Regions from separate parts of the Mus musculus genome. Here all the other regions are linked to region 1. The links are chromatin loops, found by intact Hi-C in ENCODE. Cell type or tissue: heart. All regions are shown on one strand. Links, peaks and the distances in the headings refer to the core of each region. The heading gives the core; the rest is flanking DNA.

The links. A loop is a pair of places that touch in the nucleus more often than their neighbours do. Peaks named below come from ENCODE experiments on the same cell type or tissue, not always from the same donor. Only the 100,000 strongest peaks of a DNase experiment are listed, where the experiment ranks them.
Region 2: it touches region 1 in a loop (1.9-fold over the local background); 3 of 42 quality-filtered maps call a loop at or near these places.
Region 3: it touches region 1 in a loop (2.0-fold over the local background); 2 of 42 quality-filtered maps call a loop at or near these places.

Annotation. Positions count from the first base shown.
Region 1 is chr16:29,879,829-29,884,561 of GRCm38, forward strand. No RefSeq gene overlaps it. Among named protein-coding and RNA genes, the nearest start is that of Gm52263, 6.5 kb to the right of the region's middle. In heart, for the core only: no CTCF peak of the experiment used is centred there; DNase peaks (open chromatin) are centred at 1,873 and 2,893; H3K27ac peaks cover 2,032 bases.
Region 2 is chr16:30,006,610-30,011,342 of GRCm38, forward strand. It overlaps 4632428C04Rik (RIKEN cDNA 4632428C04 gene), which reads left to right and starts at 2,058. Exons shown (of 3, transcript NR_033631.1): 1 at 2,058-2,121. In heart, for the core only: a CTCF peak has its summit at 2,513; DNase peaks (open chromatin) are centred at 2,292 and 3,182; H3K4me3 peaks cover 1,855 bases; H3K27ac peaks cover 2,111 bases.
Region 3 is chr16:29,732,133-29,736,865 of GRCm38, forward strand. No RefSeq gene overlaps it. Among named protein-coding and RNA genes, the nearest start is that of Gm46567, 79 kb to the right of the region's middle. In heart, for the core only: a CTCF peak has its summit at 2,357; DNase peaks (open chromatin) are centred at 2,419, 2,969, 3,329 and 3,589; H3K4me3 peaks cover 1,015 bases; H3K27ac peaks cover 1,729 bases; H3K27me3 peaks cover 360 bases.

The DNA of each region.
Region 1 (4,733 bases), core at 1,498-3,997:
CGCCTGCCACAGACACACCAAGAGCTTATGAGGCTGGGAGTAAACTCAGGCTTAGACTTTGTCCCAGTGGCTTTCCCTTGCTGGAATAAAACACCACAGCGCAAAGCAACTTGTGGCGGAAAGGGGTTATTTCTTCTTAGCATACATCATGAAGGGAAGTCAGGACAGAAACTCAAGGCAGGAACCTGGAGGCAGGATAAGCCATGGAGGGGTGCCGCTTACTAGTTTGTTCCTCTTGCCTTGTTCAACCTGCTTTCTTATATAACCCAGGACTGCCTGTCCCGGGGTTACACTGCCCACAGTGGGCAGGGTCCTTCCTTGTGAACCATTAATCAAGGAAATGACCCACAGACTTGCTTCCAGGCAATCTGATGGGGGGAAATTTTCTCTACTGAAGTTCCCTCTTCCTAGATGACTCTAGCTTGTGTCAACGGGGGAAACAAAGCAAAACCATCACACACTTTATGGCCTCTTAGCCAAACCTCCAAGACTCTGATTCCCCAGAAGTTCCTGGAGAGGAAGTAATGAGGGCAAAAGGCATGAGTTTTGAAGTCACTGCAACAATTAAGAATATCACTGGCACCAGGTGATGGTGGCACATGCCTTTTATCCCTGCTCTGAGGACACAGAGGCAGGTGGATCTCTGCGAATTAGTTCAAGACCAGCCAGGTCTGCAAAGTGAGATCCAAGACAGTCAAGGATACACAGGAACACTGTCTCAAAACAAAACAAAACAAAACAAAACAAAACAAAACAAAACAAAACAAAACGAACAACAATAAAGAATATAATTGGCTATGGGGAGCCAGAGCCACCCATGGAATATGTTTTTTCGTTTGTTTGTTTTTATTTTATTTTGTGTTGGCCAGTGTACCTCTGAACTCTGGAAAATTGGCTCTAGAAAATAAGCCAGGACCTTCATAGACATGAAGAGACAATGTAGTTGGGTTAGAAGAGGGCAACCTGCCCACTGACCGGTAGACTGAAGAGCTCAGAGCTGGAAGTCAAAAAGGTCCTAGCAGAGACCTGAGTAACTCGGCAAAGTTATCTGAGCCTCAGTTGCCTCCTCTATAAAATGGGATGAATTCTTTCACTGTTGTCAGACCAAAGACACTAATTGACAGTCTAGCAGTCTACAGCTGCCACACTTCCTACCATAAGCAGCCCCTCCCCCGTGCCTTGAAGAAGGTTTTCTCAGCAGCCCCTGATTCCAGGTGGGCATGGAAAACAACCACCCGAGAAAAGCCGACCTGCCCAATATGCTCAACCTTGACTTTACAGAAACCACAGGAGCTGTACTTGAAATGTGCCCAGAGGAGACAGTGCTGTGGTACCGGCTGTGAAGACCGGAACATCAGGCTCAGAGACAAGTATGTTCGGATGATTTACAGAGCATGAAGAATGTTAAGCAGGTATCAGCAGTTGCAAAGGGACAGTTGATGACAGCACATGGCACGTACCTTGTTTCTGTCTTCAGTTAAGGAGCACCAGGCTCAAGCCAGGGGCCCTCAGGCTGATTCTGCCCTTTCCTGGCTCTGGGTCTCTGTCTGTCTGTCCATCACAAGATGAAGGGACAAGTGGATTTTGAATGACTCCTACCCCCCTTCCTATCCCCAACTCCTGACAGGCTGAACTGTTCCAGAAATCAGTTTAGTCTTCTCCAGTCTGTTCATGCAGGGAGCCTGACTTCAGAAATGTCATTGATGAAGTGAGTCTGGGGAGTGGCCCGAGAACTGAATTTCTAAACGTTACGCCTTGGCCAGATGCTTTAATCTGCCTACAGGCAGGCAAAAGTGGCATTGGTAGGATGCCAGGGTAATGACTGAGTCGGGTCAGCTTTCTGCTTCCTCTGCCCACGGGAAGGCTTTGCAAAGGGGCCCGGATCAGAGCCACATGGGAAAGGTCTCAGAGGGTGAGAATCCCAAGCAAGACGACCATTCCCAGGCACAGCGCAGGGCACACTGTACTTGTTGGAATGTAGAGTAGGCTCCTGCCACCGATAGTTCCCAGAGCGTAGAGTGGTTTAAATTCCACAGAAGGGTTGGCGAGATGGCTCGGTGGTTAAGAGCACTGGCTGCTCTTCCAGAGGACAGGGGATTCAATTCCCAGCAACCACATTGCAGCGGACAACTGTTAACTCCAGGTCCAGGTGACCCAACCTCTCACGCTGACATACATGTAGGTAAAACACCAATGCACATAAAATAAAAAATAAATTTAAAAAATTCCAGTTTTTTTTTTTTTTAATGTGTACATACAGGAAGGGTGGGACTGTCTCAACTCCTTGTGTGACAATTTTCAGCTGGCTGGACCCTGCTGCTTTTAACTTTGGGCTGCAAGTTGTTGGATCTCCTCCTATGCACACCTTTTTTTTTTCTGCTGTCACCTGGTGACATCTAACTTGAAGAAGGCCTAGACAGTCTAGTTGTATGTCCAGGAAACCAAAGCCATTGTGTATGCTAGGGAACTGCTGGATACTTCCGCTACAGTGTGATTCATCATTCCCCCAAACACTGTTTCTGGACACCTCTGAAGGAGACGCCACCAGTAGCCCCCCACGCAGAGCACACAAGGAAGAAAAGGAGTTGCTGTTATCTGGGAGTGGCCTCTGAGGTTCTTTTTTTTTTTCCTGGAAGCCAGCTTCACTCTAAAGAAGTAACAAAGAAACCAGAACCCCACTGTGAAAAGGGGCCTCCACCTCTCCCACTGTGGCTTGCAAGGAAGCAGACATGAAGGTTAGGAGTGACTGACTCCCACAGACAAGTCTCAGGCCTCCCAGTGTGAAGTGTGGAAAGCCCCTGGCTTGCCCTAGCATTGCCCACAAGCATGGGTGCCTCCTCCAGCCCCATCTCAGATCTTCTCTCTGGCAGGCACCGATGCACAGACTCTTCACACTGCCTGACACCTCGGCTCTGTGCCCGACCTGTGGGCCACTTTAGGCTGGCGCTGCTGGTAGGGAGCTTGAGCCTGGCCCAGCCCAGTGGCTTTGAAGGGATTTCATCACCCCGACTGTGACTTGGCCAAGCGCCTGGGAGACTGTGGAGCATCGTGGCCCCAGGCTATCTGCTTTCACTGGGAGAGGCCCTCCTCTCTGAATAGAAGAAAACCTGGATGAGGCTGGGTTCCCCATCCCTGCAACCTAAGAACTACCCCCAGGACCGAGCCATCTACCTTCACCCTACTTTCCCAAGAGACAGAGACAAGATGAAGGGCCAGAAAATTAACACGGGGACAACTTGTTAATGATTTTATTGCAGGTTAAATAAAATGTCACAAATAAAACTACAGGAGACCTTTTTTAACCTTACCGGCTGTAAATACTCATTAACTCAATTACTATCAGCAATTAAGGCCAGTTTGGGAACAGTGGCCTGAGACAAAAAAGACATTATCATCCTGGGAAATGAATCCAGAATAAAGGGAATTTATTCCACCTTGGCTAATGAGCAGCTGTATAGGGATGGAAATGAAGGCCTTTGCCTCGGAATTGCTTTTGACCGTTGGGGGGTTGGGGGGGGTAGAGAAAAGGTTCGGCTCTACGTAAAGCTCTTGGAAGGACATTAGGGACATTGTTACAATGCAAATGAGGAAGGCCGTTGTGTTTGGGTGGTTTATGGGTTTAGTAAAAGGAGTAACATTTCAATTAGTGGGGAAGGAATGAGAACCTGCCTCAAAGAGGCTTAATTGGCGACTTGGCATTCCCAGGGGACTTTGAAGTAGCACCCGAGCAGGCAGTTTTCAGAAATGGGTGGAGAATAGAATACAGCAACTTAGGTCCCAGGCTGGGGATGCTGGAGGCAGATGGAGATGCTGTGAAGGTACCATCCACAGCACTAAGCAGATGCCAGCCACATGCAAGTGCCAGCTTTAGCTCTTGGGGCTCCCGGATGGTGTCCCCCATGCCACCTCACCCAGCTCCCCTGACGTCTCCAGGAAACCATCTGGCTTCAAGGGCTGTAACCCTAACCTCACCACTATGGAATTCCTTTTTTTTTCCCCCCTCCTCAAGAATCCCTTTTGCTTTGAATTGAATTCCTGACTGCACAGGGTTATGGGGGAGGGTGTACTATGGCAAATGAAGTGTAGTGGTGTGTGTGTGTGTGTGTGTGTGCGCACATGTGTGCATCTCTGTGTGGGTATGTTTGTGTGTGTGATCACACAGATACAAGTAGGTTCAAAGTCGGCAGGATCTGAAGACTGAGAATTCAGTGCAAATTCCTCTCCTTTAAATAGGTGGTACTGAGGGCTCTTTTCAACCTGAGAGACTACAAAGGTACCTGACCCGTGAGATGCCTTGATGGTTTCTCTCTCGCTGTGGCATCCATCTCCATGAGCTTGTCTATGTGGCTTGTCTATACGGCTCACATAGCCAGCCATCTTGACTAAGCTAAGGCTTTCTTTTCTTTTTTCTGTCTTCCTTCCTTCCTTCCTTCCTTCCTTCCTTCCTTCCTTCCTTCCTTCCCTCCTTCCTTCCTTTGTTCCTGTCTTTTGTATGTGTTGTTGTTTCTTTGTTTGCTTTTCGAACAGGGTCTCTCTGTAGCTCTGGCTGTTTTGGAATCTGGCCTCTAACTCAAAGGTCCAGCTGCCTCTGCCTCCTGAGTGCTGGGATTAAAGGCACGCAGCACCCTATCTAGTGAGGTTGGATTTCTTGCTCGAGCCCCTCATAGATGATGCCAAACCTTTCCTCCACTCCTGAGGAACTATGTTATGTTATGTTATGTTATGTTATGTTA
Region 2 (4,733 bases), core at 1,329-3,828, 130 kb after region 1:
ATTTCTGGCACCAAGCAGGCCAAACACACATCGGCTTCAGCATCTGCTTCTTGGAACCCACCTAGGTCTACTGCTGTGGACTGAACTCTCTCCTGAAAACACAAGTCAAAATCTAACCCCTAACGTAACAGTATTCGGAAGCAGATCTTTGTAGAAACCGTTTGAGGTCTTAAGAACAGTATCCCCCATCTAACAGGGCTAGTGTCCTTATAAAAAGGCATGATCGAGCCCTCTGCCATGGGAGGACACAGAGAAAGTAGCTGCTGTGGCGACAATTCTGGAATTTCAGATTCTTTAAATAACACAGAAATGTTATGAGAAAGTGTTCTTGTTTTAATCCCAGTGTGGGGCTGTGGGGCTGCTTCAGATTGTCTGCAGCAGCTGACGTGATTTCCTCGTGCCCTAACAGAGGCACAGTTTTGCCAGCTGCAGACAATTTCTGCAGTTGTGTGACCTCTGGAATTCTGGGAACTTTTCAGAGGGTATGTAAATGCTAGAGCCACAATAGGCAGGGTGGGTGGGGTTTTGGATGCAGTTTTCTCATACTCAGAGAAGAAACAAAAGGAAAGAATTAGATTCAAGGATCTCTGTCTCCCCTTTATCCTTTCCTTCTTATCTAGTGATAGGTAGTGAAAAGGGGGTGGAGGAATAAAGGATGGGAAAAAGAAGAATCCACAAAAAGCGAAGACTATCTACAAACTGCCTATAAGCCAAGGAAGAGGGACTTCAGGGGAATTGAGTCACCTGTGCCTTATTCTTTGACTTCAACATCCAGAACTGGGCGTCAGTCAATGTCTGCCGCCAGTCTATGGTATTTTAGCAATTGTATATGGATTAATGACAGGGATCTCTCACTGACCTTATCATTATGGGAACTTCATAGAGTGCACTTATACAAAGTAAGATGGGTAAGGTGTCACTAGATGACATACTCTTTTGAGAACCACTGCCATGATGCATCCTGTCGTTAACTGGAGTTTCATTATTCAAAGCTTATAGCGCACCAAATACCACCGAATGCATTCTTTTCCCCCTTTTTTTCTTTTCTTCTTCCTCCTCCCTCTCTTCTTCATTAGATTCCCCAATAGAAAGCAGAGGCTGGCCTCAAACTTGTGATCTTCTTGCTTCCTACGTGCTGGGATCATAGGCCTGTGGCACCACACCCTACTCAGATTTATGTTCTGCAGGTGAGGGGAGAGATTTGAGATGGCAAGATTAGCCTGACCGAGGTCACATGTCTGGGCAATGAGGTTCTGAACCTGTGATAAATGGTATTGACAAGTGTTCATGTGGGGGTGCACTCAATCTGCAGAGTGGCTGTCACATGCAGAATTCAGTGTTGTTCATGGGGGGGGGGGGGTACATAGAAGGGTAGCCCGTCTTTGAATAAGAAGTTGCAGGAGAGAGAAAGACTAGTTAGGCAGGCCATGACCGGTACAGAGCGGGGACAGAAATCAAGTGCATGGGGACTTCAGGAGAGGCAGCTGTTGAACTGGATTAGGTTAGCCTGGGAAGAACCACAGAAGTGAGACCTCATCGCCCACTGTGAAGAACAGGCAGGGAGAAAAAACAGAAACAGATCATGCTGGAGGAGAGCTGGGTACAGCAGAGACCCCACCCAGGTCCCGAGCCTCCTACGGGGGTGGCATACACACACACACACACACACACACCTCGACCCCTCAGAAAGCAGCAGAGGCTGATGCTAGGTGAAGACCCTGGATCCCTGGACCCCGAGGTTTGCCCCCACCCCCATCTGATTTCGTCCCAACTGCCCTGGAAGGCAGCGACACCACAAGGAGCCTTGGCTGAAGAGACACTTGGCCACGGAGTGGAGAGCCAGGCTCGGAACAAGGTGCACTGCGCTGTCTCCAGTCTTGCATGGCTGCCACCCAGAATGTGACTTTGCCTACATCTCCCTGCATGGCTAGGCATTGGAAACCTTGTCCCTGGCTGACTTCTGGACCCATGTGACTCTCATCCAATGACTAGAGGGGAGGCTGCCCCCGCGTTGAGGTGCAGGGCTCTTGCCTAGCTCTCCGGGGGAAGGGTCAGGCAGAGTGGAACCTCCTGTTCAGGGCTGGCAAGGTCCAGACTGGAGCTGTCACACAACCCCATGAGGTCAGTCCCCTGCATAGCCCTCAGTTCTCTGGCCCTTTCCCGGAAAGAGGTCACCGCCCAGGAGCTCTCAGAACAGGGGCTCTCTGTGTCTAAGGCCGGCCTGGTGGAGCAGGAGGATGCATAAGGCCAGCGGGGGCAAAAGAAGGGCGTGCTGGGCCACTCGCTGCGGGTGGCGCCGCAGCCCCGGGTCGCCGGCAGGGACCGGCGTGTGGGCGGAGAGGCGGCGCGCGCTCGGAAGTGGCCCCGGGCGGCCTCCCAGGCGGGCGGCTCCTGTTTCCCGGCTCCCGGGCGGGCGGGCGCGGGCCAGCTGCTGGGAGGTGAGCGGAGCAGCGTTTTCCCACAGTCTGGGGCGGTGACACATGGCGCTCACACATTCCACAGCCGGCGGCCGCGCCAGGCCTGGCGGTGAGTCAAGGCAGCGCGGGGAGCTGCCGAGAGCAGGTTCCGACTTTGGCACCCGGCGCGCCGCCTTCCCGCCTTGCCCAGCCCGGCGGGGGCGGAGGGGGGAGGGGGACGCCGGTTAACCCTTGGCTACCTAGGCGTACAGCAGCAGAGGCTCCGATGCTTGTCCATTGAGGGGGGACAGAGGGGTGGGGGATACATCACCACGGCGGATACCTACACACCCTGTGTTCCTTGTGCGTTCTTTGCTTTTTTTAGACCGGGGGGGGGGGGGGGGAGGGGGTATCTGTAATCCAAACTAGTCTGAATTCATTGTGGCTTCAAACTCCTGGTGATGCTCCTAGTTACAAAGCAGAAAACCAGAGAAGTTGCTCGTTAGAGACGGTGCCACTTCTGGCTTTTAGATTCAGACACGAACTGCCAGAAAGACTGGAGGGGTGAGGGGAAGGCTTTTATCGTTACTGTCCCTTCATCTAGAGTCTCGCTTCTGAGTCTGACCACTGTGGCCAGGCCCAGCTCCCGTGTGTTTATTGACTGGATCAAAAGTCTAGGTCGCAGTTCCTTCTGGCAGTCGTTGTACAGATAGAAGCAAACAGCTGGAAGCCTGCGCGGACAAATGCACACCCACATAACCACACACTTTAAAAAAGGCGGGGGACTGTGACTGTGGTGGGTGTTGTCCCCATGGGAAGGCTGAGCACTCCAACCTTGGCTTCCCTTGGGCGTGTGTGAACTCTACATGACTTCTGCAGCTGTTGCTGCGTGCATCCCCACCCCGATCTGCATCTACCTATTCTGAGACCACACAAGCCCGCAGCTTTCATCAGACTTGAAGGTCCCACAGACCAAGGTTCAAAGTTCGCGCTTTTTTTTTTTTTTTTTTTTTGAGTCAGGGTCTTACTAATGTAGCCTAGGTTGACCCTGAAACTTACAGGAGCGTGCCACCACACCCAGCACCTGGTTTATCATTAAAGAGACTTAGGTGAAACCATCTGCCAGAAGTTTGGGACCTGTAAATGTCACCTCGGTGTCTAGATGTAGTTCAGGTTATCCCACACACACAGCCTTTGCTCTCACTACCCCATAGCACTCACTTGTGAGCCCCCCCCCCCCCCCCGCCCCCGGACCTGCCCAATCGCCATTTGCATCTTCCACAGCTCAGATTCTGTAGACCCTGGTAGGACTTTTCGAACTCTTCTTGGTTGGGGAAATAAACCACCCCTGCCCTGTGACTCAGTCAGTTAAGTGCTCAGTTATGCTAGTGTGTCAAAGGACCAACCGAGATGTCCCCTCTGGAGATCCACAGTCAACGGGGTATATGCTAGGTCATTCAGCCAGCATGAAGCACGGCTCCAGAGGAGACACAGCAGACGCTGATGGCGCCAGTGGACACTGAGAGAAGCAGAGGAAGAGGAAGGTTACTCTGAAGTCCCATGATCTCCAGTTGGGGCTCTCAATCAAGCAATTAGAAAGTCTCCTAAGGAGTTAATTCTATCCTAGTGTGATAAAGGATGAATGGACCAGGTAGGGGTCCTGCCTCAGGGCTCTTGGTCTCATTGCCACCATGATTGGTCAGTTTTCACCCATCTGCAATGGTATAGAAGTGCTACCACACAGCCTACTCTGCTCCAGTTTGCCTCATTCCACACAGCTTGATGGTTTCAAGATGTGGCCACATTGCTGCACATTGTCTCAGGAGGTCATTCCTTTTCGTCCCTGAGTGGCATTCCATCCTGGGTCTAGTGCAGATCACTTCTCAGTCCTCTTGCCTTTAAGTCTGGGCCTCGAGAAACAGAGCTCATTCACACAGGGAGCTTTTGGAGATATATTTCTATTTCTCCTAAAAAATGCCCAGGAGTAGGGTTGTCGGGTCACATTACAGATGCATGGTGGGTAGAGATGAACGGGGACCAGCTAGCAAATGCCACCTGGGCCATCCCATCCCATCTCTGATTTCAGTGATGTTGTGCTGACATCTTTAAACTGGTTATTGTAGGAGAGTTTACAGCAGGAAGCAGTCGGTTCTAGTAATCAGGTTTGCTTTCCTTATGAACCGTCCACTGTTAAAACCATAACAAATACCACCTACTTGCTGTATTCAACCCTTTCTTTCTCTCTCTCTCTCTCTCTCTCTCTCTCTCTCTCTCTCTCTCTCTCTCTTTCTTTCTTTCTTTCTTTGAGACAGGGTCATGTAGGGAGCTACACAATCC
Region 3 (4,733 bases), core at 1,329-3,828, 150 kb before region 1:
TTAGGTTCTCAGGTGCTCCAAGGTATTAAATACTTAGCATTAAGTAGCATAAAAATAAATAGAAAAATGGTCAACCTGCAAAGTGCTAAACGTGATACTCTGTCTTTGCCTAAGTATATTATGAGAAATGAAAACAAACAAACAAACAAACCTGTCCTCTGAGGGAGGGGTTGTCTGTGGAGGCCAGGAGCCTAGGACCTTCCATGATATATGTTTAAGCACCAAATTAGAAAAGAAAAGAGAAGAAAAGAAAAGAAAAGAAAAGACCTCAAACATACATAGCTTCAATAACTCCATGATAAATGGTTCTTAATAAATTGGAGCTGGTTATTTCTGTCCCTAGTCTTGTCAAAGAAGAGGACTCTACTTTTAATCACATTCTGTTCCTGGAAATTCCATCCTAGGAAATGTTCTATTTGATTCTCCTAGTCTCCTGGAAGGGCAGCCAGCATGAAAGTCACAGGAAGGATAGAATAGGTATTTTGGGGGTGGGAGTGACATCAAACAAGAGTGGCAACAACTGGAGCATGATTAAAATCATCACCTTAGTAGGATACACAGTTTAGTAGGACATTTGGTCTAGTTGGCTTTCGAAGAATGAGGTGGTCGTTACAGCAGAGGTGACTCACTGAGCCCCATAGGGCAGTATTGAAGCATCACCAGGTTAGAAACCAGTTCCTTAAAATGGAGCTCACTGGGCTAGTCAAAGCTTTCCCCTCCCTTTACCTGGGCCCTTCTTTCGCCAGCACATCTTGTTCTAGAGTAAGGAATAACTATTACAGGCAAATTTTCTATTCCTCTGTTCTTCTCCCAACAGTCAGAGGAGCACCAAGTGCCCAGGACCAGGAGTTTAGCATCAACTGGCTCAAAACCAGGGACCAAATTAGAGATGAGTTTCCTCTCCAAATCTGAAGGGCCAGGGACACTCAGGAGCAGAGAGCCAGAGGCCAGTCATCAGGGGACTCACTGAGCCATGCCAATCTCAGCATTCCACAGTTTAAATACCATATTTAGACTTAAATGTTTGCTTTGTGAGCCAGGCTGGCCCAGGCTCCCAGCAGAACGAATGAAGAGATAGCAACAGACTTTGTTGGGAGTGGGGAAGTGAGGATATATCCAAATGTAGGGTGAGAGTCTTTCCCCTCATGTCCTCTGAGCGCTGTTGGTACTAGAACAAAGCCATTAGAATCTTTGAAAGGAGGCTGCTCTTTGGTCCCAGACCAGGTGGTGAACACTAGACAGGTATGCTGAGATCTGAGTGCAAACCTCCTGAGTGACCTGGGATGGTTTTCCTTAGGAAAAGGCCCAGAGGCCAGGCTCAGAATCACCTGCCTGCCATTAGCCTTGGAAGAGATCATCCCACAGATGCCATCTCTCCCCACCAACTTGGCAGTCTAGTCCTGTGTGAGAAGCTTAGGAGTTCTCTTGGATCAGATGAACTGCACACAACAGCTTTCTCTCTTCCTGCAGAGGGAAGCCAGTGACCCCCAAGAAAAGGACTGTGGCGTACCCCCTCACTCCTCTCCAGACACATAATAGCAGGCACAACAGTTTTCTTGATACTGCCCTTATATCTGCTCCTGTTTCTTAGGAAAAGAACTCAGGTCATTAGGAGAGGAGACAGGACTACATTTCCAGCCATTCTTGCGGCTAGAGTGGTCAATGAGATCCAAGCAGAAGTCCCAGGTGGTCTGTAAGGGGGCTGACTTATTGGATGGAGCACCATGGTGACCCTTGCATTTTGGCACGTTCTTTCTGGAAAGCACTGAGAAGGCAGGGGCTTACATGGTCATCGTAGTCCGTGAAGCAATAGAGCCAAGAGAAAGGCGTGCTCTAGGATGCTTGGCGATCCTGTGGACTGCAGCCTCTCTACAAATGTCTTCTTAGACATCTTTGCCAATTATGCCCCAATTTGGCAAAAGTCTCGGTGACTAGGATTTGGTTGGTCTAGGCCAAGCCGACTTCCCTACACATACTCAAAAGTGAGCCCCTGATGCCTGAAGACACACATGTGTCAGCTGTGGGCTAGGGGGTCAAGCTGATGCTAGGCTTAGCAAGGGCAAGATGATAAACAGCAAGCGTCTGTATTTGATAAACCGTGTCGCTTTACACATACCATGGACCCCTTGGGAAGCACTCAATCTATAGCCTGTTGGGGGAACTGACTAAATTAATTTAGTCTGTGCCTTAAAACAACAGTCTTAAAAGAAAGAAAAATTCACCTTAAATTAGGGATCAGTTTGAGCCTTCTGGCTCTGAGCTAGGAGCCAGAGATGCCCTGGAGGCTGGGGGAACAAGGGGGGAGGAGAGTGGCTTCTTGGGCAGCCTCTTTCAAGTGTCTCCATCTTTGGACCCATAGGGGGCACTAAGGAACTGTGGATTTTGTCTCCTTTCTGGCAGAGATTTGTGTTAAGACCTCAAGACCTTCAGTCATCCCTAGAGGAGCTGTGGGAGAGGGACAAGGGCTAGCTTGGAACAGCACTAGGTTCTAGTAGGTGGATTGAAGCCTCTCACCTCCCATCATGCTTAAAGATCTAAAATGTTAAAAAAAAAAATCTGATTCAAAAGTCCGAAGACAAAACCACTGACCCTTCAACCCACCACAGGGACAGCTGGACGCTTTCCTCCCGACCCCCATCTTAGACTAGGAAGAGGCCTGGGAGACCACTCATTTGGCAGCTGAACACAGGAGGCCCACAAGACTAAGTGATTAGCACAAAGTGAAGCCAGTCAGAAGCCGCTGCTCTGGGACAGTAATCTTCCTGCTCCAACTCCCAGTCTAGCGTTCTACACCCCCCCCCCGCACCCCCCTCCCCAGGCCCTCCACTGCCTGGGCCACATTTGTTTTCTTTTCCGGGCCCTGGGGGACTCTGGCAGGGCTGGGGGTCTGATGTGAACTGGAATCTGTTCAATTTCACCTCTCATTGCGCCTGCCAGCTTGCCAGCTCCGCTGACGGAGGCAATTAGAACCAGACATCCCACAAGGGCATTCCAGGAAGCTCTCTTAAAATTCCACAGCGGCTGGGGACTTGCCTTTTCCTGCAGGGATCATCTGGTGTGTAAATAGCAGCTAGTTGTGTAAGACAGGAGATGGGAGGATGGATCACGCGCATGCACAACACACACACACACACACACACACACACACCCACACACACACACACACACACACACACACACACACCTCCCAATACACATTCATCCAGACAGAGAAACATAAATAATCCCAGCAACCCTATTACTTTTAACCTCCTGAAGGGAGAAGTTAGGAATTTACAGGCCTCCCCGGGGAGCATCTAATTGCTTGCTTCCGGGGATGGCTGCTGTGTTTGCCTTGGACGGTGGGTGGCAGGGACGCTGAGGATCTAGGGCAAGACATCCCAGGCTCTCTTCTACCCCCTGCAGATGGCTATTCCCCCACTCTCTCCCCTGAGTTCTCAGGGGTAGGCTTATAGGGGTTGGAGGTCAGTTTAGCTAATACGGAGTCATATATATCTACCCGTGGTCTCGATGAAGCCACAAAGAGGAAATGGTAACGTGAAACTCCGACTCAGAAGTTGTCCGTTTCCTCTAAACCCACTTTAAACCCCAGCATTGGAAGCAAGGGCCCTGGGGCCTGGGGCCAACGGGAGCCCTGTTTCCCCAGCTTCCAGTTTCTCCCTTGTCACTTGAAACCTTGCTTTGGCCAACAATGTGCTACTGTGTAAGTAGACCCACAGAACCTTTTGTGGAAGGCACTGAGAAAGGGCTTAAAGGTATGGGGAAGACAGCTGGGGAAGTTATGTCTACTTCCTCTCACCCTGGGGGTGGGGGGTGCAGCTTCTCATAGGGACTTAGCCAAGGCTAGAGGGAATGTCCTTCTGTCGTGTCTACATTCCCCGAACTGTAGGGCCCATCTCTGTTCCTCAGCCTGGGGTGCTGTCATCACCAGAACACAGCCCCTCCCAGCCCCTCCTCTAACACTGGATATTGGCGTAAATATCATCTCTGAGTAGGAACAAAACAATTCCTAAGAACTAAACCAGCGTTTGATTACCACGAGGTTTAACAGACAAGCCGACCAACCCAAACAGCCTTTACAAATATGTCCTGGGTTTGGGGATGAAGTGGTGACTAATCACCAACCCATGGGTTTAGGGGTGTTTTCCTTTTGAAACAGGGTCTTCACTGTGTGTCCCAGACTGAATCTTCCTTCCCATCTCACACTCCCAATGCTGGGGTCACAGATGTGCCACCAACCCTGGCTCCCGATCCTGCATTCCGTGACATGTTACTGATTGAGTTTTCCTCGCTGCTTTCCGTTTTCCAGTGATCCGTATTTCATGACATCTCTTAGGTCTCTGTCTGTGTTCCAGATGCAGCTGGAATCACCAGACCGGCACTCAGGGCGGGGGAGGGAAGGGTGAGGATTCATTGAGCCAACTGGCTGGTGGTTTTCGTGTTGGGAAGGGAAAAATTGATTTATCTGCTCACTCGACTCCAAAGACTTAACTAATGTTGAGTATTGTGTAGGGCATCGAGGAGAGGGTGAAGGAGGAGAGGGACATAAGACTTCATCACGAGGAATTCAAACTTAAGGGCTGGTGTGTGCCTCTAACTAACTCTAATATAGAGACCAAGTCCTACAAGGGAAGGAGAGATGTCTTGAGGTCAGGGCAGAGGAACTCACTTCTGCTGACAGTGAGCAAGGAAGGGTTGCTGGAGGCAGTGACACTGGATCTCTGAATTGGTCT